Regions from separate parts of the Homo sapiens genome. Here region 1 is linked to region 2. A link is an interaction called in ENCODE POLR2A ChIA-PET data of the cell type or tissue named here. Cell type or tissue: IMR-90. All regions are shown on one strand. Each heading gives the region's core, and the rest is flanking DNA. Links, peaks and the distances in the headings are about the cores only. Region 1 overlaps CYP20A1 (cytochrome P450 family 20 subfamily A member 1). Region 2 overlaps RAPH1 (Ras association (RalGDS/AF-6) and pleckstrin homology domains 1).

Region 1 (15,855 bases), core at 2,568-10,567, 160 kb after region 2:
GACACAAGAAGGGGAACATCACACACCGGGGCCTGTTGTGGCGTGGAGGGAGCGGGGAGGGATAGCATTAGGAGATATACCTAATGTTAAATGTCGAGTTAATGGGTGCAGCACACCAACATGGCACATGTATACATATGTAACAAACCTGCACGTTGTACACATGTACCCTAAAACTTAAAGTATAAAAAAAAAATCTGCATCCAGTTAAAAAACAATAACAAAAAAAAATGTAAGCAACAGTAAAAGTTATTTGCTATATAATTGACAGAATTTGTATAATATACAAATATATATAAGCTCACTAGAAAAATGAGTGAAAGTTATAAAGACAGAATTAACAAAAGAAAAACACAAACTGTTAATATATGTATGAAAATTTGTTCTATCTCTCCAATGATCAGAGAAAAGCAAGATTCATAAAATATACATAAGACTCAAATTCAGAGGCAGTGAGGATTTGGAAAGAAAAAACATTCTCATACATTGTTGCTAGAAGTATAAAATGCCTTTTAGAGAACATTTTAAATTTAACGTACACATGGCCCAGTGCAGTGGCTAATGCCTATAATCTCACCACTTTGGGAGGCTGAGGTAGGAGGATCACTTGAGCCCAGGAGTTCCATATCAGCCTGGACAACATAGTGAGACTCTGTCTTTATAAAAAATAAAAAAATTTAGTCCAGCTACTTGGGAAGCTGAGGTGGCAGGATCACTTAAGCCTGGGAGGTCGAGGCTGCAATCACACCACTGCACTCCAGCCTAGGTAACAGAGCAAGACCCTGTCTAAAAATAATAATAACTGAACATATACATGGACTTTGACACAAAAACTCCGTGTCTCAGACTCTACTCAACACCTGTACCAGTATATAATTAAAAAAAATAATGTCAATCATAATTTCCACTAGCGGGGGCTGCTTAAATAAATTATGCTAGATGGGCATGGTGGCTCATGCCTGTAATCCCAGCATGTTGAGAGGTGGAGGCAGGTGGATCACTTGAGGCCAAGAGTTCGAGACCAGCCTGGCCAACATGGTGAAACCCCATCTCTACTAAAAATATAAAAATCAGCCAGGCCTTGTGGCACAAGCCTGTAATCCCAGCTACTCAGGAGGCTGAGGCAGGAGAATCACTTGAACTCGGGAGGCGGAGGTTGCAGTGAGCCAAGATTGCACAACTGCACTCCAGGATGGGTGACAGAGTGATACTCTGTCTCAAAAAATTAAATTAAAAAATAAATCATGGTACATTCACACAATGGAATATTATGCAGCCATTAATAATAATGAGTCAAATCTGTATCAAGTGCTAGGTATACTAATAGCCATGATACATTCAATAAAAGAAAATTAAAGAACAATATAGAAAGAGTAACTTTTCACATATAAATTGTTTAATACATATGTATATGTGTGTTTCTATACATATATACACAGAGTAATATACATACACAGAAATAGGTCTATAAAAATACATACTAAACTGCTAACAGTAGTACCTTTTGGGAAGGAAGACTTTTATATTGCTTGAACTTTAAAACAAGCACATATTATTTTGTAACTAAAATAATTGTGTCTTTTATTTAATAATGGGTAGCATTTATTTGCCACTTTAAACAAATTTAAAATACACACCAGGCTGGGTGCAGTGGCTCATGTGTGTAATCCCAGCACTTTGGGAGGCCAAGGTTGGCAGATCACCTGAGGTCAGGAGTTCAAGACCAGCTTGGCCAAGATGGTGAAACCCCGTCTCTACTAAAAATACAAAAATTAGCTGGCCATGGTGGCGGGCGCCTGTAATCCCCGCTACTCGGGAGGCTGAGACAGGAGAATCCCTTGAACCTGGGAGGTGGAGGTTGCAGTGAGCCAAGATCGCGCCATTGCACTCCAGCCTGGGTGACAAGAGCAAACCTCTGTCTAAAATATATATATATATACACACACACACACCAAAAGAGTTGAGAATAGCTGAATGAATTAAACATATTAAAGGTTTTCTACCTCTCTAGGAATAATAAATCGGTCAATTTTTCCTTCAATATCTTGAAGCTGGGCAGAAACTGGAGTCAGTTTGGCAGTTCGAACAGTTTCACAAAGCACATGCTGACAATATCTGTTTTAAAAAAATTTTTTTTGAAGATGTTTATTTTGGGAGGCAGTTAGAAATGTACATACATTTAAAAAACGTTCTTCAACAACTGCTCAAACATTCCCAACTTGAAATAGTCCCATCATAATTCTTATCTGCTTAAAGATATGTTATATATTAGAAGTACATAAAGATTAACAATTTTATAAATTTTAAAATAAATACATTTTTATAAGATTTGTTATAAATCTGTATATAACTCTAGGTAGATAAAGATTTCAACAAATAAAAACACTTTTAAAAGTACCAGAAGAAAACTCAAAATAATGTTTCTACAATTTTTAAAAAGTTTATTTTTAGCACGAAGCTGACAGAAAATTATAAAGAAAAATATACATAACCTAACTAGAGAAACATTTTGTTTACATATTTCTAAAGATAACTAGGAAAAATATTTTCAGTAAATATATCTTTCATGTATAAAACCTCTTTAAAAGTAATTAAAATAATCCAACAATCCCATAGAAACAGGGACGGAGAATACAAAAAGCAATTCACAAAAACTTACAAATGGCCTGAAGACATATGAAATGATACTCAACTTAATTAACAACTTAAAGATTGCCAATCATAGCATTTTTTTTACTTGCCAGATTGACAAAGATGAAAAAGAATGAGAGCAGATATTACTAGAAAAAGATGGAGAAAAAGACATTCTCATATCCAATTGGTGGAAGTATAAACTGGTAAAACCTTTCAGAAGCATAATTTGGCAATATATATCAAACTCTTAAGTGTACATCACAACGAGAATAAAAACTAAAATGTATTGCAATCTTGCTATGAGTCAGTTCACTTAAATGCTCTATATACAGGATCTTATCGAATCCTTACAAGAAACCCATGGGTACTATTATTATTCTAATTTTACAGATTAAAATCAGAGGCAGTTATTTAAGATCACACAGCAGGTAAGTTGTGTGTCACAGGATTCAAATCTTAACCACTGTCCTACTGCATACATCCTTCAACTAGAAGCTCACTTCTAGGACCTTATTATACAGAAATATTTGGAAATATTAGTAAAGATGTAAGCACAGAAGTGTTAATTGTTTGTAACATCAAAAACAACAAAATCAAAAGGGGAAACATTCTTCCTTCCTTTCCTCTGTATAAATATTTATTGCGTACCTGCTGCATGTGAAGCACTGTGCTAGATACTGAGCTACAACAATAAACAAGAGATACATCATCAAAGGGGTTCAGAATCTAGTTGGCAGTGGGGAGGCAGATTGGATAGGACATAAAGGATGAACAATTAAGTATAGCACATGTTATAAAGGAAGTTCAGGGTATTACTGGAATATAAGGTAGGAGCAGCTACTCTAGGGAAAGGGCTTTGTAGAGAAATAAACACAGGCTGGGCTGGGCGTGGTGGCACATGTCTGTAATCCCAGCATTTTGGGAGCCAGAGGCGGGTGGATCACTTGAGGCCAGGAGTTCGAGACCAGCCTGGCCAACATGGTAAAACCCTGTGTCTACTAAAAATACAAAAAATAGCTAGGTGTGGTGGTGCATGCCTGTAATTCCAACTACTTGGAAAGCTGCGGCATGAGAATCGTTTGAACCCAGGAGGTGGAGGGTGCAGTGAGCTGAGATTGCGCCACTGCAATCCTGCCTGGGTGACAGAAAGGGACTGCATCTGAAAAAAAAAAAAAAAAAAAAAAGAGAGAGAGAAATAAACACAGGCTGAAACCTGCAAACAACAACAACAACATTAAAAAAAAAAGAAAAGAAAAACTCAAACCACCACCGACGATAAAAAAACACTCCACCCCAAAACCAAAAACCAAAACCCGGACTTAACTAAAGAAGAGACGAAAAGAGAATCTATACAGAGGAGTAGTTTGTGCAAAAGCCAGGACAGGAGATAAGAAACTAAAGACTTTGAGTAGAGCTAAACTGAAAGCTATGAAGAGGCACAAGTGAGGATAAGGTGGGAGTACACAAGGCCCAGCTTTTGAAATGCTTCATAAGCTATATTAGAGCTTAAACTTTTAAAAATTATTTATTTACTTATTTTTAAGAGATAGGTTCTTGCTCTGTTGCCCAGGCTGGAGTGCAGTGACACTCTATCATGCTGCAGCCTCAACCTCCCAGGCCCAAGTGATCCTCCCACCTCAGCCTCCCTAGTAGTTGTAACCATAGGCACATGCCTTTATGTCTGGCTAATTTTTAAATATTTTGTAGAGACAGGCTCCCACTATGTTGCCGTGAATGGTCTCAAACTCCTGGGCTCAAGCAATCCTCCAGCCTCAGCCTCCCAAATTATTGGGATTATAAGCATGAGTCACTGCGCCTAGCCCAACTGTTACGGGCTTAAGGGCACATTTACAAAGGAACCTCACCTTCTACTTCATACACTTCGGTATGATAAAAACTTCAAAAGACAACTAGTATTACTTTTAAAATAATAGTTACAGTCAATGTAATAAATAAAACTTCCAACATTTAAAAGCCTCCTAGTTCTTTCCAGTGGTTATCTTTTCTTTTTTTTTTTTTTTTTTTTTTTTGAGATAGGGTCTCACTGTCACCAGGATGGAGTGTAGTGGTGTGATCGTAGCTCACTCCAGCCTGGACTTCCTGGGCTCAGGTGATTCTCCTATATCAGCCTCCTGAGTAGCTAGGACTACAGCCATGCACCACCATCCCTGGCTAATTTTTTGTATTTTTTTTTTAGAGATAGGGTTTTGCCATGTTGCTCTGGCTGGTCTTGCACTCCTGGGCTCAGGTGATCCTCTTACCTTGGCCTCCCAAATTGGTGGGATTACAGGTGTGGGCCACTGCGCCCAGCCACTCTATCTTTTCTATAGTTGATTTTATGCTCCAAGATAGGGTTGCTTGCTACCCAGTCTCAGACTTCTAACCCAGAAGCAATCACAGTTGCAATTAAAAAAAAATTAAATTAAGGTATAGTTATATGCAATAAAATTAACCCATTTTACCTGTACGGTTTGAATTTTAGTAATTGTATACAATTGCGTAACTACAACCACAAGTAATATATGATAGTTTCATTTTCTTCATGCCCCTTTGTAGTTGATCCCCATTCCTAGCCTCCAACAGTATGCTTTTTATCACCACAGTTTGCCTTTTCTAGAATTTCACACAAAGGAAATCATATAGTAGCCAGTATTTTATGTTTCACTTCTTTCCCTTAAATCACTAAGATTCATCTGTGTTGTTGTGTGTATTGATACGGTGTTCCTTTTTATTACTTGGTAGTATTCTATGGTATGGTAATACCACAATTTGTTTATCTATTTACCAGTTGAACATTTGAACTACTTCCAATTTGCTATGAATATATGCAAACAGGACTTTGTGTAGTCATGTTTTCATTTATCTTGAATGAAATTCCAAGGAGTGGAACTGCTGGGTCATATAAGTGTATGTTGAACTTTTTAAGAGCCTATCATATTGTTTTCTATTGTTTTCTTTTCTTTTGAGACAGGGTCTTGCTCTGTAACCCAGGCTGGAGTGCAGTGATGCAATCACTGTAGCCTCGACCTCCTGAGCTGAGGTGATCCTCCCACCTAAGCCTCCTGAGTAGCTTGGACTACAGGCACGTCCCAGCACATCTGGCCAATATTTTGCATTTCCGTGTTGCCCAAGCTGGCCTTGAACTACTAGGCTTAAGTGATCCACTTACCTTGGCCTCCCAAAGTGCTGGGATTACAGGTGTGAGCCACCACGCCCGGTCAAGCCTACTATATTATTATCTAATGTGGCTGTCTATTTTTTATGACCATCAACAAAGTATGAGTGTCATACTTGCTTGACTTCATTAGTACTATTTCACAGGCTAAGTTAAACATTTCCCACACAACCTTATGATTTTAAAAAGCAGATTCATTTACCTAATAAAATCTACATATAAATACTTTAAGTCCTATAAAAATATGTAGCTTTCCTAGATAGCAACAATAGCTTTAAATTAGATAAACCAGTTCAAATTTACCTTTTAATAATCTCCTCTTTTTATTGTGTTCTTACCTGAGCTGCTCAATTTTCTCTGGAGTAACAGGACCATTTCCAAAAACTTGGTTTATCTCTTCATATAATTTTTTTTGAACTTCTTCAGAGGTGGTTAAAAAACAGATTGCCCAGGTACACACTAGGTCAAACATTATATGAATAACAATGAAAATAGCTAACTCATGGCTTGGGTATAGAATAAGAAAAAAACTACTTATTTAGGGTGGGATTTTTGTATTTGCTTTTTTTCTCCCATGATATAGAAGATATATAAGTGCTACTAAAAAGTAAAATTCTTCACAGGGTTTATATTATATGGAACATCAATATTTACAGAATGCCCTCCAACAGACATAGTGCAATCTGGATGCCTTCTTTCTTAAAACTGGTAAGTAACTGGAGCCACTTAATTTTACCTTAGGTAAAATAGTTATGATAATAAATAAATATCATATCTGTAGGAGTGCTCAATGTTGGCTGTTGCAATGGATTATCTCATGCACTCAACCTTATTAGGCCGATTTATCAGTTCACTTAGGAGCACTAATGAAATAATTCAGACAAATCAAGCTAGCAGATTTATCGATAAATCAATATTCTAAAATATTTACTTGTGATGGTAAATACACTGGCTCAAAATTTGTGAGTGGTTATTGCTTAGAACAGTTCTCAACCAGACGTGGTGGCTCACACCTGTAACCCCAGCACTTCGGGAGGGGATCACACGGAGGGGATCACTTTGGGAGGGAATCTGAAGCTGGGGGATTGCGTAGGCTCAGGAGTTCAAGACTAGTCTGGGCAACATGGCAAAACCCCATCTCTACAAAAAACTCAAAAATCAGCTGGGTGTGGTGGTGTGTGCCTATAGTCCCAGCTACTTGGGAGACTGAGATGGGATGATCACTTGAGCCCAGGAGGTTGAGGCTGCAGTGAGCTGTGACCGTGCCACTGCACTCCACCCTGGGCAATCAAGTGAGATCCTGTCTCAAAAAAAAAAAAAAAAAAAAAAAAAAGCAGTGGTTCTCAAAAACCACCTGGGAGATGGCTGATGCTATAACCTCACATTCACAAATTCTGGTTCAGTAGGTTTGTGGTAATGTCCAAACATCTGTACTTTTAACAAATGGAATATCGAATTTATCTCAACGCCAAAATGGGAAGATCACTGGCTCATGGCTTACTTTAGCTTAAACTGGTTTATGGATTGTATTCACTGAGGAAATGAAAATGTAAAGAAATTACATGTTGAGAAAAAAACCAGAAGAAATGAAAATGTAAAGAAATTACATGTTGAGAAAAAAACAGAGGAAAAAGAGTAGTTATATTTCCTTTAGTAATACACTGGGATTATAACTATTAAAAGAATGGAAACTTCTGAACATATATACTACCTCTTTCCCTAGAATATGTTTGAGCTGACACCATCTGTAGCTCTATTGTTCCTGTGTCAAATACTTTTTAATATCCTTCTAGTAACTTGTACTTTACTTACCAATGATCTCTTTCCTGCGCTAAGGGTTAACTTAAACTTATCTCAAAGTTAATTTATAAAAAAAAGTTTGCCTGATTCACCTTATTACCAATATTGTTACCATTAAAATCAGTAGTAACCTGGTACTCAATTACTCTGATTAGTTTTCTTATATCTAGAGTTCACAAAAAACATGAGTGACTGCCTGTCCTTAACTTTTCCCTACATATGCCTCTTCATTATGGCTTCTGAGTGAACTGTAGAATTGCTATTTTACAAGTGATGTGAAAACTTGTGCAGTGTACAATATGTATGTCACACAATTTTACAACATAGAGTAATATACAACTGAAGGAGTCACCACAAAGATTTGCACACAGTGGTCAATCCTGTACTCTGCTTGACTATATTATCACTTAAAATTAATATAACAGGCCGGATGCAGTGGCTCACACCTGTAATCCCAGCACTTTGGGAGGCCGAGGCGGGCAGATCACAAGGTCAAGAGAACGAGACCATCCTGGCCAACATGGTGAAACCCTGTCTCTACTAAAAATACAAAAATTAGCTGGGCATGGTGGCACGCGCCTCTAGTCCCAGCTACTTGGAAGGCTGAGGCAGGAGAATTGCTTGAACCCGGGAGGCAGAGGTTGCAGTGAGCCGAGATGGCGCCACTGCACTCCAGCCTGGTGACAGAGCAAGACTCAGTCTCAAAAAAAAAAAAAAAAATTAATATAACAATATGAATTTAATAATCTCACATTGGCTGGGTGTGGTGGCTCACGCCTGTAATCTCAGCACTTTGGGAGGCCAAGGCGGGCAGATCACGAGGTCAGGAGTTCGAGATCAGCCTGGCCAACACAGTGAAACCTCGTCTCTACTAAAAATACAAAAAATTAGCCAGGTGTGGTAGTGGGCGCCTGTAGTCCCAGCTACTTGGGAGGCTGAGGCAGGAGAATCGCTTGAACTTGGGAGGTGGAGGTTGCAGTGAGCCGAGATTGCACCACTGCACTCCAGCCTGGGCGACAGAGTGAGACTCTGCCTCAAAAAAAAAAAAAAAAAAAAAAATTCTCACATTGACTTTTGGTTTGTGGGTTTTTTTTTAGATAGGGTCACACTCTGTCACCCAGGCTGGAGTGCAGTGGTAGTGATCACAGCTCACTTGAGGCCTTGATCTCCTGGCTAAATTGATCCTCCCACCTCAGCTTCCCAAGTAGCTGGGACTACAGGCACATGCCACCATGCACAGCTAACTACAATTTATTATTTTTTTTGTAGAGATTGTGTCCCACTATATTGCCCAGCCTGTCACACTGGTTCCTTTGTAGGACTCTTAAAAATGATGACTGAAAATAGCTTTAAAATGTGATTTTAAGCCACTTAATGTGTTTTAAATACAATACTGAATCAGACACAATTTCATAGCTTAGAGATAACTTGGAAGGTCATCTGGAGCTAAACTCCTATTTTAGAAAAGGAGGAAAATGCAGAGATAAGTATCTTGCCCAAGGCTAATAAGGGGCAGAGTAAGGACTTATTAAGGTTTCTTATTTATCTACTCTCTCAAAAACTTCGGAGGAGACTTAAAAAACCACTAACCTACATCCAAATACATAGCAATACTCCTAAAATCTCCCTAAAAACTGAAAATAAGATTAAAATATTAATTCAACCTTGGAAATAGTCACTTTTCTTGGTGTCCGGAGCACAAGTGATTTAGATTTTTAAAGGTCTTTAGCAAAGACATATTAGGTTTAATGTAATGCGTTTTAAAAACAAGGATTTTAAATCTATTTTTATACTAATTTTTTTTAAGCTGGGGTCTTGTTTTATTGCCCAAGTTAGGCAAACTCCTGGGGCTCACGCAATCCTCCCACCTCAGCCTCCAACGTAGCTGGGACAAGTGTGCACCACTGGACCAAACAAATAGGCATTTTTAAAAAAAGGTTGAATAAGGCAGGACGTGGTGGCTCACGACTGTAATCCTAGCACCTTGGGAGGCCGAGGCAGGTGGAGCACCTGAGGTCAGTTCAAGACCAGCTTGGCCAACATGGTCTCTACTTAAAATACAAAAATTAGCCAAGCATAGTTGCAGGCGCCTGTAATCCCAGCTACTCAGGGGGCTAAGGCAGGAGAATCACTTGAATCGAGGAGGTGGAGGTTGCAGTGACCTGAAATCGCGCAATTGCACTACAGCCTGGGTGACAAGAGCAAAACTCCGTCTCAAAAAAAAAAAAAAAAAAAGGTTGAATACATTATTTTTGACATATGCTTACCTAAATTCAATTTAGTCATCTATAGTATCTGGACATTTCTATATGTTAAAGAAGAAAAATTTATGGGACGTTTACATTTGTATCCTTTTAAAGAAAGCTTCCTTAAACATTGAGGGATATAAATGAAATCCTTCAAGTGAACACAAATTTTCTAAAATTTAAATTCATGTCCTAATACTTCCTTTTGTTTTTTGTTTTTTTTTGAGACAGAGTGTCGCTCTGTCACCCAGGCTGGAGTGCAGTGGTGCGATCTCAGCTCACTGTAACCTCTGCCTCTGGGGTTCAAGCGATTCTTTTGCCTCAGCCTCCTCAGTAGCTGAGATTACAGGCATGTGCCCCCACACTTGGCTAATTTTTGTATTTTTAGTAGAGACAGGGTTTCACCATGTTGGTCAGGCTGGTCTCGAACTCCTGACCTTGTGATCTGCCCACCTCAGCCTCCCATAGTGCTGGGATTACAGGCATGAGTCACCATGCCTGGCCTCCTTTTGTTTTTTGACAGGGTCTCACTCTGTCACCCAGGCTGCAGTCCAGTGGTGCAATCATGGCTCACTGCAACCTCAACCTCCTGGGCTTAGGTGATCCTCCCACCTTAGCCTTCCTTACATAACTGGGATTACAAGTGTGTGCCACCAGGCCTGGCTAATTTTTGAATTTTTTATAGAGATGGGTTTCCGCTGTGTTGCCCAGGCTGGTCCCAAATTTCTGGGCTCCAGTGATTCATCCACCTCGGCCTCCCAGAGTGCTGGCATTATAGCTGTGAGCCACCTTGCCTGGTCCCCTAATACTTCCTTTAAGTATTTTTATCTTAGTGTATTTTTATGCCTATTGAAGTATTTTTTATAAATACTGTATAAATAAATGGTACTCCACCAATCTAAAAACCAAGTGAGGAAACTTAGAAACATATCAAATATTTTACAATTTTACATAAAAATCACCTTCAATTCCAACGAGAGGAGTTCTTTTAAATCGTGATTTCTGTGGCCTATATACTCTTGTTGGTAGACCTTAGTAATAGCAGACTAGCTTGGAGTCAAAGTGGAAAGCAGCAGCAGGAAATGAAAAGCTCACTGTTTTGGTTGGAAAGGTGTCAACAGCAGTTCATTTTAAAGGCACTAACAAGAATTCACAATCCATAAAATGTGTCAAGAAATTTATGGCAATTTTCAGAGGTGGCTTTAAGCACTTGGGGTTAAGAAAAAAAGCACTTATGTGAGTCAGCCCTTTAAAACAAGACTAAAAAAGAGGGAAAAATTATAAAGAAGTCCTCTAAACAGTGTTTTATTTTTGTTTGTTTGTTTTGAGACAGTCTTGCTCTGTTGCCCAGGCTGGAATGCAATAGTGTGACCATCACTCACTGCAGCTTCAATCTCTTGGGCTCAAGTGATGATCCTGCCTCAGCTTCCCGAGTGGCTGCAACCACAGGCATGCGCCACCACACCCAGCTAATTGTTATTTTTAGCAGAGACGAGGTCTCACTATGTTGCCCAGACTGGTCTCGAACTCCTGGGCTCAAGTGATCCTCCTGCCCTGGCCTCCCAAAAAGTGCTGGGATTACAGGTGTGAGTTGCCATGCCTGGCCTTGTTTTTTTTGAGACAGGGTCTCACTCTGTTTTCAGGCTGGAGTGCACAATCACAGTTCACTGTAGCCTCCATCCTCGTGATTCATCCTCTTGAGCAGCTGAGACTACAGGCACGGGCCATCATGCTCAGTTAACTTATTTTTTTTGTAGAGAGGGTCTCTGTTTTCTGAGCTGGCCTCCAACTCCTGGCCTCAAGCAATCTCCCACCTCAGCCTCCCCAAGTGTTGGGATTACAGGTGTGAGCCACTGTGCTCAGCCTATATATTTAGTAATTCCTCTGAAAAAGAAATCAATTTATACTTACATTTTGCAGTTATTATGCAACTGGCCAGAGAAAATATCATACTGTCTTCTAGGATCTAGGAAACAAAACTAAGTTTAGAAAGTGTGAAAAATGTAAGGTAGCCTATATTAGGCCCTGCTAAAATAATCTACAGCATAAAATTAGTGTCAATGAAAAAAAAAGTATATTATTTCATTTTGATGTTTTCACTAAAACAAAAAACCAAATCTGTATAATGTGAATACCAACCTAAATACCACACTGCTTTTTAAAAATATTTTTAAAATTGATGAACTATAGTTGTATGTATTTTGGGAGTACAAGTGATTTTCGGTACATGTATACAACATGTAATGATCAAATCAGGGTATTTGTTGTGAGTATTACTGGTTCATGATCTACTTTGGTAAACAAACTCGGTCCTATTTTTCTGGCTTAGCCTAGTAAACAGCAATGAAGCCTCAGAAATAGGACAGAAGATCTCATCCCTGTCCTGGAAGCCAAATTCAATTTCTGCACCAACATATATCAAACTACTTCTGGCTACAAGGACTTGCATGTGTATAGTGAGGCAGAAGATTCCTACAATGAAGAGGTGTGGCAATAACAACTCACCTCACTGGCCTGACAATACCACAAATGCAGTGGTATGTTGGCAGTATTGTCAACAAGCCACACTGCCACACCTGGTCAAGCAGGCAAAGTGATTTAGTCTAATACACCTAACACAAGTCCTTCTCCTCTTTTGTAATTCAAGAATTTTGGCTCAATTTAATAATATTAAATAATATACAGCTGCCTCAAAGAGCTAAATAATAGAGACCAAGTACTTGTACTACCAATGATGTACAATAAAAGATGTACGATGCAGCTGGGTGCAGTGGCTCACACCTGTAATCCCAGCACTTTGGGAGGCCAAGGCGGGTGGATCATGATGTGAAAGAGATAGAGACCATCCTGGCCAACAAGGTGAAACTCCGTCTCTACTAAAAATACAGAAAAATTATCTGGGCGTGGTGGTGCGCGTCTGTAGTCCCAGCTACTTGGGAGGCTGAGGCAGGAGAATCGCTTGAACCCAGGAGGTGGAGGTTGCAGTGAGCAGAGATCGTGCCACTGCACTCCAGCCGGGCGACATAGCGAGACTCCATCTCAAAACAACAACAACAACAAAAAACCCAAAAAAACATGTATGATGCTTCTCTTAAGCCACTGAACTCTAGGAGGGTATCTGGATTAAAGTGAATGAAAAGCACACTGTATATATGTGTGATTATCATTATTTTTTATAGATGGCGTCTTGCTATATTGCCCAAGTTGGCCTTGATCTCTTGGGTTCAAGTGATCCTCCCACCTCACCCTCTCAAGTAGCTGGGACTACAGTCATGAGCCATTGTGCCTGGCTCTGGCTTATTTTTTTACCTGATAAACATTTAACAATTATATCACCTGTTGGTCATTAAGGTTCCCTTGTACTAAGGAGTCAATGAAAATATGTTGACTGAAGTTCCTTCCTTTTCGTTCTTTTATGATGTTCCTTAAAACAGACTCCAGTTGCATGAGGGCTTAGAGAAAAAAACAAAATAATTTTAGAATACAAGCATTAGTGGAGACTGAACTTTAAAAAAATAATTCTGTGCAATGTTACTATATGAAGAAAACCTTCAAAGTTAGTAACCAACAACAAAGAAAGCTAATTTATGTTTAAACTCATCATTTTCTTCCTTTTTTGCCAAATTTAACATACATACAAAAAAGTGCACAAAGCATGTAAGTACAGTTTAAGGAATAATTATAAATCACCACCAACCACCTAGGTCAAGAAGTAGAGCAATGCCAGCACTTGACTTTTTCTTTTATTTTTGAGACACAGTCTTGCTCTGTTGCCCAGGCTGCAGTGTAGTGGTGTGATCTTGGCTTACTGCAGCCTTGACTTCCCAGGCTCAGGTGATTCTCCCATCTCAGCCTCCCAAGTAGCTGGGACTACAGACATGCCACCACGCCCAGCTAATTTTTGTATTTTTGGTAGAGACGGGGTTTCACCATGTTGGCCAGGCCGGTCTCAAACTCCTGGGCTCAAGCAATCCATCCGCCTCGGCCTCTTAAAGTGCTGGGATTACAGGCGTGAGCCACCCGCACCTGGCCTAATACCAGCACTTTAGAGGCCTCCAAACACATAAGCCTTTCTTCTCTGATATCATCCACCTTCCTTCTAAATTCTGTCTTCTTAACTCCATTCCTTCTCCCAAATCAGGAATCACTTATTTAGGGATAGAAACAGATGTGAGATAATCAGAAAAGCAAATTTCTAAAAACCTAAAAGAGGCTGGGCGCAGTGGCTCATGCCTGTAATCCCAGCACTTTGGGAGGCCGAGGCAGGTGAATCACGAGGTCAGGAGTTCAAGACCACCCTGGCCAAGATGGCAAAACCCCATCTCTACTAAAAATACAAAAATTAGGTGGGCTCAGTGGCAGGCACCTGTAATCTCAGTTACTCAGGAGGCTGAGGCAGGAGAATCGCTTGAACCTGGGCAGCAGAGGTTGCAGTGAGCCAAGATTGTGCCACTTCACTCCAGCCTGGGCGAGAGAATAAATAAATAAATATTTTATTTATCTCTAAATAAATAAATATATAAAATAAAAACCTAAAAGATATCAATAACTGATATCCAATGGCCCATAAAATTATACACAAATGTTTCAGTCTTCATCTTACTTGACCTATCATATCACTGATGATGTTGATAACGTATTCTCCAAGAAACACTTTTTCTTTTTCTTTTTTTTTTTGAGACAGAGTGTTCCTCTGTCACCCAGGCTGGGGTGCAGTGGCGCAATCTCAGCTTACTGCAACCTCCACCTCCCGGGTTCAAACGATTCTCCTGCCTCAGCCTCCTGAGTAGCTGGGACTATAGGCGTGTGCCACCACGCCCGGCTAATTTTTTATATTTTTAGTAGAGACGGGGTTTCACCGTGTTAGCCAGGATGGTCTCCATCTCCTGACCTTGTGATCCGCCCATGTCAGCCTTCCAAAGTGCCGGGATTACAGGCATGAGCCACCACGCCCGGCCAAGAAACACTTTTTCATGTGGTTCCCAGGACTATACTCCCCTAGACTCCACACTTCCCTCCCACTTTACTGCCTGCTCATTCTGTCTCCTTTTTTGATTCTTTTTCAATCTCTTGAATTTCTCAGTAATGAAATGCTCAAGGACAGGGCTGTTTTGGGACCTCTTTCCTTTTTCTATCTATATTCACTACCTGGTGATCTCTAATCTCAAGGCTTTCAGTGCAATATATGTACCGTGCACTTCCAAATCTGTATTTCTAGTCAGGACTTCTTTCTCTTCAGCTCCAGACTCATGTATCTAACTCTAATAACAAACTCAACCTCTGCACTTGGTTGTCTGAAGCATACCAAACACTGAACTCTTGAGCTTTCCCCCAAATCCTGGATCTTCCCATAGTCTTCCCCATCTTATTTCCCGACAACCTCCTTTTGCAACTAGGCCAAAAACCTTGGTGTCTCCCTCTCCCTTATACCCTAATTTTAATCTGTCAGCCAGTGTTGGTAGGTCTACCCTCAAAGTACCAAATTATTTTCTTCCTCCTTTTTTTTTTCTTGTTCTATATTTCCTGTTGCCTGCCACTTGGTCCAAGCCACATTATCTCTCATGCCTGGTTTATTGCAGCAGCCTTCTAACTAGTTTCCCTGCTTTTGCTCTGGACCCATACAGTCTATCATACCAGTCAAAGTGATCCTTTTGTAACATAACTCAGATGGTAACTCTGCTCAAAACCTGCCAGTGGCTTCCTACCTCATAGTAACAACCTAGTCACACAATGGTCTGTAAGCCATACAAAACCCATTCCTGTCTCCAGTCTTTCTGACCTCATCTTCTGCTCCTCTTCTCACTCACTTCATTCCAGCCATACTGGCCTTCCTGTTGTACTTCAAATACAGCAGCAGAGTCCTACTTCAAGGACTCTGTAATTACTTTTCCTCTACATGGAATATTCTTCCTTTGAACATCTGGGTATCCACATGTTCTGCATGAGTGGTTTCATCTCTTGCAAGTGTTTACTCAAAAGTCACCTCATCTTGGTGAGGCC
Region 2 (15,855 bases), core at 3,480-11,479:
TGCCACCACACCCAGCTAATTTTTGTGTTTTTTTGTAGAGACAGGGTTTAGCCATATTGCCTAGGCTAGTCACAGATTCCTGGCCTCAAGCAATCTGCCTGCCTAGGCTTCCCAGAGTGCTAGGATTACAGGCAGAGCCACTGCTCCTGGCCATAATGGTAACCTTTTATTACATAATTGTGTTTTTGGGGAACACCACTGTATCATTTTAGGTACCTTTAGGTGCAAATAGTTTTTTAAAAGTCAGTACAAAGTAGCTTAATTCAGCAGTTTTCAAAATGAGGTCCACAGTCTCCTGAGAGTCAGTCCCTAAGACCATGATGTCAAAATTATTTAATAATGCTAAGATGTTATTTGCCTCTTGAACTTTCATTCTCTCACATATGTATAGTGGAGTTTTCTAAGAGGTTATATGACATGTGATGGTATCTTCACGCTAGTGTAATGTGTGTTTGTCTATTTATTTATTTATTTATTTTTGAGACAGTCTCACTCTGTCTCCCTGGCTGATGTGATCTCGGCTCACTGCAACCTCTGCCTCCCGGGTTCAAGTAGTTCTCATGCCTTAGCTTCCCGAGTAGCTGGGACTACAGCCACATGCCACCACACCCAGTTAATTTTTGTATTTTTAGGACAGATGAGGTTTTGCCATGTTGGTCAGACTGGCCTCAAGTGATCCGCCTGCCTCAGTCTGCTGAAGTGCTGGGATTATAGGCGTGAGCTACTGTGCCTGGCCTGGCCTGTGTATTCTTGTAGTTTAATTTTTTTCTTAGTTTTAATTTATAATGTAAGTATTGCTGGGGTGGAAAAACTTCACTTCATACTCTTAGGGTCCTAGCTGGGCACACAAATTAAATTGACATAAGAGATCAACAGGAGAAAAGCATAATTACTTGTATACTGGATTGGACAAAGAATAATTTGTGAAGAAGCAACTAAATTATATGTGAAGCCTTAAAGATACGAGTTATTTTAACAAGGTCTGTACAGAATTCTGTTGGTTTCAACTTCTCATCCCTGAGGAGAAAGATATTTTCGCTTTCTAGTATTGAGAAAGCATCTTTTGCATGGTAATTTCATCTTCTAAGGCTTTTAAGAAATAGCATGAAGGTCAGAGTGATCTTCTGTACCTGCTGTTTTTCAAGTGTCTTTTAACTTAGTCAATATGCCAGGGTGGTACATTTTTAACTCCTTCAATATCAGTAGACATAATCCACGTAAAAGAAAGTTATTGGGGGACTCTCATAACATGAAAACAGTAAAAGTTGGTTGGTTATTTCAGTGGCTCAAGGTTGTCAGTGAGAACTCAAATTCTTTCCATCTTTCCTTGTTCTACTTCCCGCATATCAGCTTATTCTCAGGCTGATTCACCTCACAGTCCCAAGATGGCTGCTGCAGTTCTATGCATCACATGTAGACCCAGAAAAATCCAGCCAGCAGAAGAGGGATTATTGCTCCCTGTATTTGTCTTTTATAAGAGGAAGGAACTATTTCACAGAAGTTACTCAACCACCCTCCTTTTGAGAGTTACTGGCCCAGAGTACATTTTCTGCTGACAAGCCAATCACTGACAAGGGAATAAAACTACTATGGTTGGCTTACACCAGTCAGAATTCACACCCTGTGGGATATAGGTGAGAGGTAAGGCTCTGCCAGGAAAGAAGTGGGGAGGAGGAGATAGCCATAGGGGCCTGCACTCAACCTGTCAGGGTCATTTTAAAAATGAAATGTTGACCTTTCTTTCTTAATAGGTATTCATCTGTTTTGGGAGCAATTTCATTATATGTTCTCTGGACTCTCTTAAGAATCTAAATGTGGAGCTTCTGGTTTTTAGCAATGAATGTTTCCTCCAGCCTTCCTCTTAACCCTGGTATAATTTTAAAAATGACAGCATAATATTGTGGGGAAAAAAGGAGCAGAGGTAGCAGATTCAAAGGGGCACATTTTAATAAGGCAGTAGTATGAAATAGTAGTTAAAAGCATGCACTCTGGGATGAGATTGCATGGGTTCAAATTCTAGTACTACCTTTCACTTATCGGAAGCAATTTTGAGCGCTGTTTTAACCTTACTCTGTGCCTTGCTTTCTTCTTGGAACATGGAGATAATAATATGTAACTCAGAGAGGTTTTGTGAGTATTTAATGAAAAATGTGAAGTATGTGAAATATTTTACATAGTGTCTAGTACATAGCAAGGGTGCAATAAATGCCACTTTTAATAAAATAATGTATTAGCAGAACAGACAATCTGCAGAAGTACTTGTACAGAGCCTGGATGACCATAAGGAAAGTAATGAATGCCTTTATTATGTGAGAGGATGAAAAAATGTTTTGAGGTTCTAAAAGGAATTTTAAACTAGCAGTAATCTGATACTTGACTTAAAAAGACTCATACTTATACCATAGTACTCTTCAGGTTATTATCTGTATTCCCAGGTTAGAGAGATGAGGAGAACAGGGTGGAGGATAATTTCTCTTTGATTTTCCCAGATGTTGTTTTGATTAAAAAAAAAAAAAAACCCTCTTTTTGTGCAGAACGCATGGAAGCACACATGCACACTTGGGCTTCTGCTACAGTTGAACACCTATGCAGTCAAGTTTGCAAATCACCATGAAGGGAGGGCGTGGTGATACAGTTGCGAGCCATCTAAAGCAGCTTGCTGAGATCTCTGAACCTTGCCCTGCAGGCAGTGCCTCCATGAAGCAGAACAGTCTCTTAAGCCCTCACTGGCAACACTAACAGAGCTCTTTTCAGTTGGCCTATTTTATCTTCTGCACAAACTATGGCTTTTGTTTTGCTCATCACTAAACCTACCTGAAGCACCTGGCAAATAGTTCTCAATAAGTATCTGTTGAATGAATGAATGAGGTAAAATCCCCCTTCCTCCTTTTATAGAAGAATACATACTTCTCTGTCTGCCCTCCTTTGCTTTTTCAAGGTCACTATTATGGTTTATTATAATGTAATTTACCGTGGACAAGGAGCATATTCCAAGAGAGGGCCTATATTATCAGGAGGGAAGACTGTTAGGTATTATTTTGCTAACCTCTTATTGTTGAGGGTTTATTGTTTAAAACTGACTATAACCTTCAACAAGAAAATTGGTTTTGGTATTAAATGTTATAGGAGCTGAGCTCTGAAAAGCAAAGAATAGAATTAATGGGTTTCTTTTTTTTTTCCCTCATTGTAGACCAGAGTGATTGATCTTTAACAATGCAGATACATAACTTATGTTGGTGGCCATCTATTCTTGATGGATTGAAAACTTATTTAAATTGCTTATTTTATTGAGCTCATGGATTTTCACAACAAATGACTATGATTGGGGAATTTTGGAAAACTAAATTCTTTTAAAGCTTTTTTTCTTTCTTTCTTTGTTTTTTTTTTTTTTTGGAGACGAAGTCTCGCTCTGTTACCCAGGCTGGAGTGCGGTGGCACGATCTTGGCTCACTGCAACCTCTGCCTCCTGGGTTTAAGCGATTCTCCTGTGTCAGCCTCCTGAGTAGCTGGGATTACAGGCATGCACCACCACGTCCAACTAATTTTTGTATTTTTAATAGAGACGGGGTTTCACCGTGTTGGTCAGGTTGGTCTCGAACTCCTGACTCCTTGATCCACCCGCCTCGGCCTCCCAAAGTGCTGGGTTTACAGGCATGAGCCACCATATCTGGCCTTTTTCTTTCTTATAACTGAACACAAATTTAAAATTTTTTCCAGGCAAATTATAGCCATTAGTTTTTTGGTTTTCAGAATAGTTGAAAAGAGATGTGGTGTTCATAAGTCATTACATTCAGAACAAGTGTGATTTAGGGCTTTTCTTTCCAAGGACCTACTGGTTGAGGCTCAGTGGTGTTAAAATTTCTTAAACATATTCCTAACACCTGGATTTTGTAGCCAAGGTTCAGTCAGTCACCTCTCATCCAAGCCTCAACTGAAAAGTACAGTGGGTTGTGAAAACTAAATGTGAAGATGCTGTTGACATCTATGTGTCCCCTGGAGGCAAGTGCTGCAGCCCTGCAGTTTGGTAGAGAGTGGGACCTACAGGGCTGTACTTCCCTGTGACAGGTGTGACTGTAGATTCTTGTCCCAGGTGCTGTGCCATAGGCTTGGTGTACCCAGCCCAGTAATTCACCTCACCTCTAGACACTGAAGCTTTGTCAAAGTCCCTCTCTGATTTGGAGTCTTCTGCACCCATAATTTCAGTGGGTTGAAAGTGAAATTAAACATTCTCTTCCTTTTCCATAATCTTATAGATGGAGAATTCTATGGACTCTGTTAACCTTGATGAACTTTGTTTCTTTGAAATGTAGAAGGAACGTTTGGGAATTTCTCAAGATGTGAAGATCTATTTTAACTTGGATATCTTGATCTAAAATTTCACAAAAGTTTCTTTCTCATTTACTTTGTAAAAATTCTTATGGGCTACTTTATTTGGCCTTATGGCCATATAAGAAGCATAAATGTATTGGCCATTACTCTAATGGCCTATAACTTGTCAGGATATGTTTAAGCTTTGATAAAGTTTGTTTTTCTTTAGTTCTCCAAGGGACTTAGTTGGATTTTGTCTTTAATCTTGCAGCATCCACAAATCCAGAAGAAATCTCAATATATCAAATACCTTTGTTGTGATGATGTGAGGACACTGCATCAGTGGGTCAATGGGATCCGCATTGCAAAGGCATGTCTCCTTTTGATTTGATGATGGAATAATGAGGTGTTTGTCGATGATATAGTTTTCGTTTTCATGACAACTATTCTGACTATTTCATGTTCATGGATTTGCCAGTGCCTACGTTTTTCAGGCCTAAGTTTCAAGTTTTAAATGTTGTCTTTTTTCCTTGTTTATAGGGATAAACTTTTAACATTTGGTATACTTGGAATAATATTGCTGGTAAAAGCTTGTGTAGTATCAAAGTGATTTATTTTGGCTTTGGAGAATGCATTATATGATTCTTAAATAGTAGAGTTTAGCCTAAGCAAAGTAAGTTTTGGAAAAATTAAATTACTTTAAGTAATGATCATTTACCAACCACATTTGGAGCAGTATCCTGAAGAGTGCTAAAAAGCTGCCCTTGGATCAAGAATTTGGGGTGAAAAAACATTAATGTTTATAACAAACAGAATCAAGTGTTGACTTCTTGCTGCCCCTCTAAAAATGAGGAGAAATAAGAATAGATTATAATTTATGGTATTAGAGGAATTTTTGAACTATCATAGGTATTAATTTTAATACAGACCATCAATCAGTAAACAGAAATATGTCCCCCATTTCACCTTATCCTTCTGTATCATACTCAGTAAAGTTTAGATGTCACCATTTCCTGTCTTCTCTTTAGTATGGGAAGCAGCTCTATATGAACTACCAAGAAGCCTTGAAGAGGACAGAGTCAGCCTATGATTGGACTTCCTTATCCAGCTCCAGCATTAAATCGGGATCCAGTTCTTCCAGCATCCCAGGTAGTTCAAAATGCTTCAAAGCACTATTTTGCGATTAATATGAAGGTCTCTGTAGAGACTGATAGTAGACCTGGAAATTTCAACTTGATTCTTAAAAACCGGAGCCATACTTAATTCCTAAATTATAATCAATAGATGCCTTTTTAAAAATTGCTAGAGGGTACAGTATCATGGGCTAGTTCACAAATGTATTTGAAATGAAAAATCAGTATATAGATTTCTAAAGCCAGTTTTGTTATTTATATTTATAAAATTTATTCAAAACATACATACTGCTGGACACTGTTAATGCATAATTTGGGATAAAACATTACTTGGAAAGAATCTTTGTACTCAGAAACCATGAAGAAGCTGCACTCCTTCAGATTCCTATATCCTTTAAACAAGTGCATGCTATGATTACATCTTAACATAAATCTTCTTTCAATTCAAAATGTTTCATGAATGAGATCCATGTCATCTAAAAGCAGAATTTTTAAATTTTTGCATTGGATGTGATGAAAGAAATAATAACTTTAGTAGTATATTTAAAAGCTGCATGACTCTATTTCATCTCTATTAAGTAAAAACAAATTTAGAATGTGTATATACACATACATTTCCTAGTGCTGTCCACTGAGGACTAGAAGCAGTGATACCCCAGGAACAATGAGAATACCCAGTCCCTAGATCATAGAGGTTTCTTTTTGTTTTTTCGTTTTATTAAATTTTGGCCAAGGATGCTGCTTAAATAGATCATGGTTTCTAATACCATTCTTCAAAAAAAAAAAAAAAAAAGAAAGAAAAGAAAACCAAGGCTCTCAAAGAAATGGCAAATTATAGGGCTGCAGCAGAGAATATATACAAGATGAGCCTAGAGCATCTTGTAATGCCAGAAAGTAAGGGAATGCTTAAAAAACGACAGTAGGGCCAGGCACAGTGGCTGACGCCTGTAATGCCAATGCTTTGGGAGGCCTAGGTTAAGGGATCACGTGAGCCCAGTAGTTCAAAACCAGCCTGGGCAGCACAGCAAGACCCCATCTCCACAACTTTTTTTTTTTTTTTTTTTTAAATTAGCCAGACTTAGTAGTACACATAGTCCTAGCAACTCAGGAGGCTGAGGCAGGAGGATTGCTTGAGCCCAAAAGTTCAAGGCTGCAGTGAGCTATAATCACACCACTGTGCTCCAGCTTGTGCAACAGAACGAGACCCTGTCTCACAAAACACAAGATGAGAATATGTCAAAGGGATACACAGAGGAGCCAGTCTGAAAGAGCTCCAAAGGTCAAAGCTGGAACAATTTGAGCAATACAATAAGTAATATAGTATAGGATTGTAACCCATGGACATAAATATCCATGAGTTTATACTGATGTAAATAAATCATTGAATAAATAAATGGGGAAGAGGAGAGAACTGTCCTGTGTAGATTTCTAAATGATTTATGAAGACACTTTGTCCTGAAGGAAGTAGAGCTTACCTAAGTCCTCAAGTGTGGACTGTGCTTAGTGACTTGCTTCCAGTGATTATGGAACGGGGATTAGGGGTAACTTCACAGTGGAGAAACCTGACAAACACTGCCACAACCATGTGGTCAAGGTCAGTATCTAAGTCACATTGGTTATAGGGACCTTTGACATAGTGTGTGAGAATGGCTTTTTTCCTCTATGATCTTCCTCCCCAAGTTCCATAAACAGACTAATCAAGAGAAAAAGCATCAGACAAACCAAAACTGAGAGACAGTCTACAAGATACCTGACCACTATTCCTCAAAACTGTCTAAGTCATCAAAAACAGGAAATTCTGAGAAGCCGTTATAGGAGACATGATGACTAACTGTGACGTGGTGTCCTGGATCAGAAAAGGCACATGAGGGAAAAACTAGTGAAATCCAAATAAAGTGTGGAGCGTAGTTAATAGTAGCAGGACATTTCCTTAGTTGTGACAAATGTAGTATAGTAATGTAACATGTTAATAATGGGGAAAAGGGAATAAAATTAAAAGAGGACACTTTTTCCCCAAAGGAGAATTTCTTTAAAACCAAACATATTGCTAAATGGGTAAACTGGATGCCGGGTATGTAGGAATTCTGTGCTAAAACTGTTCTAATATTCAAATATCTAATATGTAGATATCTTAAAACTATTCTAAGAAAATATTTATTAAAATGGGGAAAAAAAACCAACCAACAACCCTTCCAGAACATGGTTCCCCTTCCTTTTCCTTCCTTCCTCTCCCATCACCCAGGCTGGAATGCAGTGGTGTTATCATAGCTCACTTAACTCTCCTGGGCTCAAATGATCCTCCCACCTCAGCCTCCTTGCTCAGGCGGCAAAGAGACACTGTATGCTCACAGCCATTCCCACCAGGCCCCACTCCTTTCAAAACTTTTTTGTGCCTTGCTGACAGGCCAGGATACAGCACAGCTGCCACCCTATGGGTCCAATACCTAAATCCCTAGGAAACACACTTCGCACTAGAGGGTCAAATTCTAAGTATTGCTCATTGCTAGAAAAAAGGAAATAATCATTGTGTATAGATCCGAATTCCTAAGTTACAATTCTGGCGTGACCTTAAGGCAGGGGTATTAAAAAGGCTGATTCTCAATGTAATGCAGACATGATTGAGAGACTCCTCTACTGATGGTTCATTAATTCTTTTATTGTTTAGAGTTGATTTCATGCAAGACTGGGTGTCAGGATACCAATAATGTTATGTGAATCATTTATTATAATTATCAGTCTCTCATGGTGAAATATTTAACACTAATCTGAGATTTCTTAATTCCAAGGTAAGGGAAGTTTTCTAGTAGAAAATACTGGCTGTGTTTATGATGAAATGAGTAAAATAACTTGGTGCTGTTGTACACAGCACTTGACCTTGTGTAAAAGATCTAACTAGACATACATATGAATATTGTCAGAATACTGACTCTTTTAAACCTATGTTTAAAAAACTATTTTAAACAGAGTCTCAGTCAAACCACTCCAATCAGTCTGATAGCGGAGTTTCTGACACCCAGCCAGCAGGACACGTCCGTTCCCAGAGCATTGTGAGCTCCGTATTCTCTGAAGCCTGGAAACGAGGCACTCAGTTGGAAGAGTCCAGCAAGGTAACAGCTTCGTTTTAATTTACATTGAAAATTCTGTGGTATTCTTTTGGGTTTAAATTGTTGCTCTCTTATGTCTTTATCGGGGATCTTATTTGGCCTTATTTCAGTCTCCTTTATTAATTTTCAATCTTCCTAATTGTAGTGGGTAAAGACAGTTCAGAGAGACCTGTTGATTTGACTTCCCCTTGGAAATGAGTATTTTACAAATTGGCTCTAATGACTTAAAATCTCAAAAAAACAAAAAAAACTGGCAGTTTAATTCTTTCATCAGTGGCTCAGATTTTTAAGAAATAACAATTTCTTCCTTTCCACCTTTAAGCAGTTTGGATGGCAAAACACCATCTATTGCAAATGCCCTAAATTCTAGAGAAGCTGTTTACAGTTCTCTCTCTTCTTTCCTGTCTTTTTTTCTTCTTCCTTTTTTTTTTTTTTTTTTTTTGACAGAGTGTCAGTCTGTCGCCAGGCTGGAGTGCAGTGGCGTGATCTCAGCTCACTGCAGCCTTCGCCTCCCGGGTTCAAACGATTCTCCTGCCTCAGCCTCCCGAGTAGCTGGGATTATAGGCACATGCTACCACGCCCAGCTAATTTTTGTATTTTTAGTAGAGACAGGGTTTCACCCTGTTGTCTAGGATGGTTTCAACCTCTTGACTTCGAGATCCACCTGCCTCAGCCTCCCAGAGTGCTGGGATTACAGGCGAGAGCCACCGTGCCCAGCCTCTCTCTCTCTTTTTTTCTCTTCTTTTTTATTCTTTTCTTCCTTCCTTCCCTCCTTTCCTCCCTCCCCTCACTTCCCTCCCTCCCTCCCCTTCCTTCTCTCCCTTCCTTCCCTTCCTTTCCTTCCTTCTCCCCATCCCCTCCTCTCCCTCTCCCTCTCCCTTTCCCGTCACCCAGGCTGGAATGCAGTGGTGTTATCAGGGCTCACTTAAGCCTCCTGGGCTCAAATGATCCTCCCACCTCAGCCTGCTTGCTCACCTCAGCCTCCCGAGTAGTTGCCTGAGTAGTTGGGACTACAGGTGCACACCACCATGCCTGGCTAGTTTTTTATTTTTTGGTAGAGACAAGGTCTGGCTATTTTGCCTGGGCTGGTCTCGAACTCCTGGCCTCAAGCGATCCTCCTGCCTCGGCTTTCCAAAGTCCTGGGATTACAGGCATGAGCCACCATATTCAGTCCAGTTATTTCTTTATTGGTTAATTTATTCAGACTCATTCCTTACCTTTTTTTTTTTTAATGCTTTTGCCATTTCTTTGGGCATTGATGAATTTTTTCAAATTATACTTTATGTGGAAGACTAAATTAAAATCATTTCCCTTAAAAGTTTTGGATTCCTGAGCCTTGCATAGTATATTGTGCAGTGAGACTGAAGGATGAGTATAGTTATTGCAAGACTATAATTAGGAAAATAGAGAGGTTCTTCAGTTCATTTGAAAGACATCATGGCCTTCTATCAGACATCATCTGTAGTTGTGTAGGCAAGGATGTGTCCTGGCTGTAGTCACCATTTCAATATGCAAGAGGTCACTCCATCATTGAGGAACCAGTGGCACCCTGGGCTCAACTATTTTATTTTTACTAATAATTGTTTTTATTTATTTATTTAATTTTTTGGTGGGGGGTGCTTTTGGTCTGAATCACTTATACAGGTACATTCACGAATGAGAATAAATGGACATTTTTCCTTTTATTCCTTCATTCGTATATGTGGTTCACTAACTGGGCTCCCGCAGGGAAGAGAAGGCCTTAGTAGCACCATGTGGGGCTGAAGCCCTTTCCTTCAGAAATGAGCATTTGAGAATTGGTTCTAACGATCTAAATTCTCAAAACACTGAGTTTAACTCCCTTATTAGAGACTCAAACTTTTAAGAAATAATTTCTCTCTCCCTTCCCCCATTTAATCAATTTGGATGGAGCTAGTATTTTAAAAATGTACTAAAGAAGTTGGTTTACAGAATTCGGATGGCTAAAGAAAAACCCCTTTGCCTTACCAAATTACTAATGGTGAGATCCGTGTGCATTTTAAGTTATAGAACCTAGTTATGTGTAAGGCCAAGGAAAACAAAATCACAGACCCAAAATGTTCTGTGATTAAGCAGCAAAGTCCGTTATTGCACAGAGTTTCAGAAGAGTAGGAACCCTGCTGTCAGCAGTAATGCTTTAAGGCTTGATCACTCTGTATTTCTTCTCCTGTTACCTCAGTCTCAGGTGCCAAATGAGAAGGCCAGCACAGCTAAGGCCTGCGCCCCTGAAGCAGCCAAGACAGGGTCAAGTTAAGGTCAGGGGTTGTTCTCTGGAAACACATTAACCTCGGTGACGCCTGTATCCCAATCTCACAGACTAATCTTTTTGTGTAATTTTAAAAGAAACATGTGAATGTCCGGATGGCTATTAGAATTCAGCCCTATAATGAGCCTTCTAGTTCACTAACCCATGCATTCTCGATGTCATTCAAAATTGAAAACAAATGGTTTATCTTGGATCCTCAAAGTTTGTTCAAAGAGCCTAAAAGATGTACCTAAAGTTTTTAAAACAAGGGTCCTTCCTTTCCTCTTTTCAAAGTACCTGAACCACCATCGTGCATGATTAGCTCCACGAAATAAACTACCAGATGTGATCATTTCAGCTACCCAGATGGGTTGGTTGTTGGCAAATGCTAGCTGCCATTTCTTGATACATTTTCTTTATTCTAGCCTTCCAGAGCTTCCTCTTAATTTCTTCTGGCTTTTTCTGTATGATATTTTTACAGTCTTTTGCTATAATGTTTACAAAGCATTTCTTTATGTATTTTCCAGTAAAACAAATGTAAAGAATGTCCCCCCTTTACCTGCATTGCTGGACTTCTGTGCATGTTGGATGCAATTGTCTCACACCAACACGAGTGTGTGTGTCAAGCTTATTCATTCCTGTGTGACTGTGCACGCCTGCTCAACATTCTCATACTCTCCTGTGTCAGCTTACTAGCATCAAAAAGCCATCCTCATTCCACCAGGAAGCCCTCCTAAACCCAGTTATAGCATCTGCTTGATGTGGATGCAGTCATGGACTGAAAGGTAAACTGGAGCCATCACATCTCCCCTTGGAAGTCCAGTGCTCAGAGGACCGCCACAGAGGGTTCCATGTAGGGCAGGCTGTGTCAAAGTCATACAGCCAAGGTCAGAAGTCATGCATCCTGTCACCATTCAAACAGCTTTTGCAGCCGGACATTTTTCCTAGATTGTTAGATGGTCTAGCTATTTTACTGTGGGGTAAAACAAGTTTTCTGTTTCCTTCTTGCCCGCACAATCAGATTTTAGCCTTCCTGACATTGTCCATCTTTATGATCACCACCAACTTCTGCATCCTTTTCATGCATGTCCCAGACTCCCTGCTTTTTAGTTTTACACAATCAAAGCTTACCTCTGTAACTGTTTTGTTTGTTGTGTTTTTCTCTCTCCCACTCCCTTTTTATACTCCTTTTAGGCCAGAATGGAGTCTATGAATCGGCCCTACACTTCACTTGTGCCCCCTTTATCCCCGCAACCTAAGATAGTCACCCCCTACACTGCTTCACAGCCTTCACCACCTCTACCTCCTCCGCCACCCCCACCTCCTCCTCCACCACCCCCTCCACCACCCCCTCCTCCCCCACTCCCCAGCCAGTCTGCACCTTCTGCAGGCTCAGCAGCCCCAATGTTCGTCAAGTACAGCACAATAACACGGCTACAGAATGCGTCTCAGCATTCAGGGGCCCTGTTTAAGCCGCCAACACCCCCAGTGATGCAGTCACAGTCAGTGAAGCCTCAGATCCTGGTACCCCCCAATGGAGTTGTTCCACCACCCCCTCCCCCTCCTCCACCCCCAACCCCAGGCTCTGCCATGGCCCAGCTAAAGCCTGCACCGTGTGCCCCATCCCTTCCACAGTTCAGTGCCCCGCCTCCTCCACTGAAGATCCATCAAGTTCAGCATATTACTCAGGTGGCTCCCCCAACACCCCCCCCACCTCCTCCTATCCCTGCACCCCTCCCTCCCCAAGCTCCCCCAAAACCCCTTGTGACCATCCCCGCACCAACCAGCACCAAGACTGTGGCACCTGTTGTGACTCAAGCTGCACCACCCACACCTACTCCTCCAGTGCCCCCAGCAAAAAAGCAGCCAGCTTTCCCTGCTTCTTACATTCCACCCTCTCCCCCTACCCCTCCTGTTCCAGTACCCCCGCCAACATTACCCAAGCAACAGAGCTTCTGTGCAAAACCCCCTCCCTCTCCACTGTCACCGGTGCCCTCGGTCGTGAAGCAGATAGCCAGCCAGTTTCCACCCCCTCCAACTCCCCCTGCCATGGAATCTCAGCCCTTAAAGCCTGTCCCAGCAAATGTAGCTCCACAGTCCCCTCCTGCAGTAAAAGCAAAGCCCAAGTGGCAGCCCAGCTCCATCCCAGTCCCTTCTCCGGACTTCCCTCCTCCCCCTCCTGAAAGCAGCCTGGTGTTTCCTCCTCCACCCCCATCACCTGTCCCAGCCCCACCACCACCACCTCCACCCACAGCTTCTCCTACCCCTGACAAAAGTGGATCTCCAGGCAAAAAGACCAGTAAGACGTCCAGCCCTGGGGGAAAGAAACCACCCCCAACCCCACAGCGCAACTCCAGCATTAAATCCAGCAGTGGTGCAGAGCACCCCGAGCCCAAGAGACCCTCGGTGGACAGTCTAGTCAGCAAGTTTACACCGCCAGCAGAATCAGGGTCTCCCAGCAAGGAGACCCTACCACCTCCTGCAGCACCCCCCAAGCCTGGAAAACTCAATCTTTCTGGAGTCAACCTTCCTGGAGTTCTCCAACAAGGGTGTGTGTCAGCAAAAGCCCCTGTTCTGAGTGGGCGTGGAAAGGACTCCGTGGTGGAATTTCCTTCTCCTCCATCCGATTCTGATTTTCCACCCCCTCCACCTGAAACAGAGCTTCCTCTGCCCCCCATTGAGATTCCAGCAGTTTTCTCGGGAAACACCTCTCCAAAAGTGGCAGTCGTTAATCCTCAACCACAACAATGGTCTAAAATGTCAGTGAAGAAGGCCCCTCCACCCACACGACCCAAACGGAATGATAGCACCCGCCTCACTCAAGCTGAGATTTCTGAGCAGCCAACAATGGCCACAGTTGTGCCACAAGTGCCCACCTCTCCCAAATCCAGCCTTAGTGTCCAGCCTGGATTCCTGGCTGACCTCAACAGGACACTGCAACGAAAGTCCATCACTCGGCACGGCTCACTCTCCTCCCGCATGTCCAGAGCAGAACCAACAGCCACCATGGATGATATGGCATTGCCTCCACCACCCCCTGAACTGCTGTCTGATCAACAGAAGGCTGGTTACGGAGGCAGTCATATATCAGGCTATGCAACGTTGCGGAGAGGACCCCCTCCTGCTCCCCCCAAAAGAGACCAGAACACCAAGCTCTCCAGAGACTGGTAGCCACCATAGGACTTTATTTTCATGATATCTGTAATCACTGCTACAATCAGCTCACCTGATCATCTGTGAATTCAGGTGTTCAGAGCCTCCTGGTATGATGTTATTCAGGTAGTGTCCAGCTATATGTGTATGTGTGTGTGTACACGTGCATGTACACACAGCTGTACAGTGTGTGTATATATGTATACATATATGTATGTGTATGTGTATATAGAGAGAGAGCTGAGAGTTATTCTATTTATTCCTTTTCTCTCCTAATCTGAAAATGGGTGTTCTGTATTTTGGGTGGAAGAGGCATAGAAGGGGATGTGTGTTGTCTCTTAAGATTTCTATATCATGTGGATTGGACCAAAAACTTCTAATCACTTATTTAGAAGGTATTTATAAGTGTCTGTCCATGTGTAGCCTATTCGTGCATGTTGTGTATTATATAACTAAGGAATAGATGTAGAATGTGCTATTTCTGGTTGAGAAAAATCACCAGAATGTTTGGTGTATCTATAAGGCTTTTGTGTTTGTTTTTCCCCAGTTGGCTGAAGTTAGAATTGCTTGACTGACACTTCATTGCTATACATGAAGGGGCACTTTAAATCAGGAAAATCTCTCAGCTTCATAGAACGGGTAACTAGTGCAGGATGGGGAAATGTTCACAGACATCATCTGTATGTGGTTGTGCATAGAAAGTAAATACATGGCGTAATTAACTCAGCTGTTCTAGCTGCAGTACTGCTGCAGTGATCCACCCACATTTAGGATGTGCTGACAGATAAGCTCTTTGCCTACAATACATGGATAATTAGTGCTATAATTCTGGATAGTTCCTTTTTAGTACTGTTTTATGAAGCTTTATCAACTTGGCTTCATGATCCTCACTTTGATTGATTTTAAGAGGATGGATAACACAGTTATCTCTGTAATGTTCTGTCCCAGTATGTCTTTGGGTCACCAGTTACCTTCTTAAAATATGTGCTTTAGGTAGGTGTTATTACATATCTGTAGACAATTGGTATATGAAATATACACATCCTGTGCCCCAATATGGTGCATTATGAAAAACAAAATCATTTTCTAAAATGCATTTTTTGAGCATTGCTCTATAGAAGGGAAGGGTGATGAGAGAACAGAACTGGCCCCTGTACAGGTGTCATTAATCTGGTTGTATATGGGTTATAATATGTAATACAAAAAGCTCATTAAGTATGGGACTACATGGAGAGGGAAGACAGTTTCATTTATAGCTACTGGGGCTACCAGGACCCTTGCTGACTGCAGCCTGGTTGTGATTAGTTCAGGTTACTAGGTGTTCTGATGGAGTGGGACAGTCCAAGTCCAGTAACTGACATTACGTTTTATGCGTGTGCAGTTTGGTATAACGTGGAGTCAGTGCTCTAACGACACACTATACTTCTATATGCTTTTTTCTGTGAATTTTCCTTGGTACATGAGAGAAATAAGTACTCTCATCAACTTATGATAAATTGGACTATTAGGAATAAAACAATCTCAGAGCAGCTCCTAAACAAGAGAATAAAAATGGGCCATCCCAGCACTTATAAGGGGAGCACATCTTGTAATGAAAGTCTGTGCCTATTGTTAATGATTACCAATGCAAACTGCAGAAATCAGTTGACATTGTCCCACAAGGAAAAAGTGATGCCAGTAAAGTGGGGGAAGAGATGGTAAATAATTCTAGAATGAGCAAAAGTGCTTAATTAGTACAGTATACTCAAGGTCTTGCATAACCCACACTCCACGAAAACCGCATCGTAAACAGAGAGTGAACAGCACCTCTCCATTGCTACATCTCCAGAATATTGTTCGGTTATGTTCATGTGGTTATGGAGCAATAAGAATATATACCATTAATTTTTAGGTC

Evidence for each region. Peaks named below come from ENCODE experiments on the same cell type or tissue, not always from the same donor. Only the 100,000 strongest peaks of a DNase experiment are listed, where the experiment ranks them.
Region 1: POLR2A ChIA-PET joins it to region 2 with 15 read pairs; 5 of 35 experiments call an interaction of 5 or more read pairs at or near these places.

Annotation. Positions count from the first base shown.
Region 1 is chr2:203,276,025-203,291,879 of GRCh38, reverse strand. CYP20A1 (cytochrome P450 family 20 subfamily A member 1) reads right to left here. Exons shown (of 13, transcript NM_177538.3): 7 at 13,192-13,307; 8 at 11,767-11,821; 9 at 6,148-6,268; 10 at 2,004-2,115. Among named protein-coding and RNA genes, the nearest start is that of ABI2, 44 kb to the left of the region's middle. In IMR-90, for the core only: no CTCF peak of the experiment used is centred there; no DNase peak of the experiment used is centred there.
Region 2 is chr2:203,437,561-203,453,415 of GRCh38, reverse strand. RAPH1 (Ras association (RalGDS/AF-6) and pleckstrin homology domains 1) reads left to right here. Exons shown (of 14, transcript NM_213589.3): 11 at 4,580-4,678; 12 at 5,337-5,457; 13 at 8,406-8,548; 14 at 12,003-15,855. The coding sequence ends at 13,979. Among named protein-coding and RNA genes, the nearest start is that of RAPH1, 90 kb to the left of the region's middle. In IMR-90, for the core only: no CTCF peak of the experiment used is centred there; a DNase peak (open chromatin) is centred at 7,265; H3K27ac peaks cover 190 bases.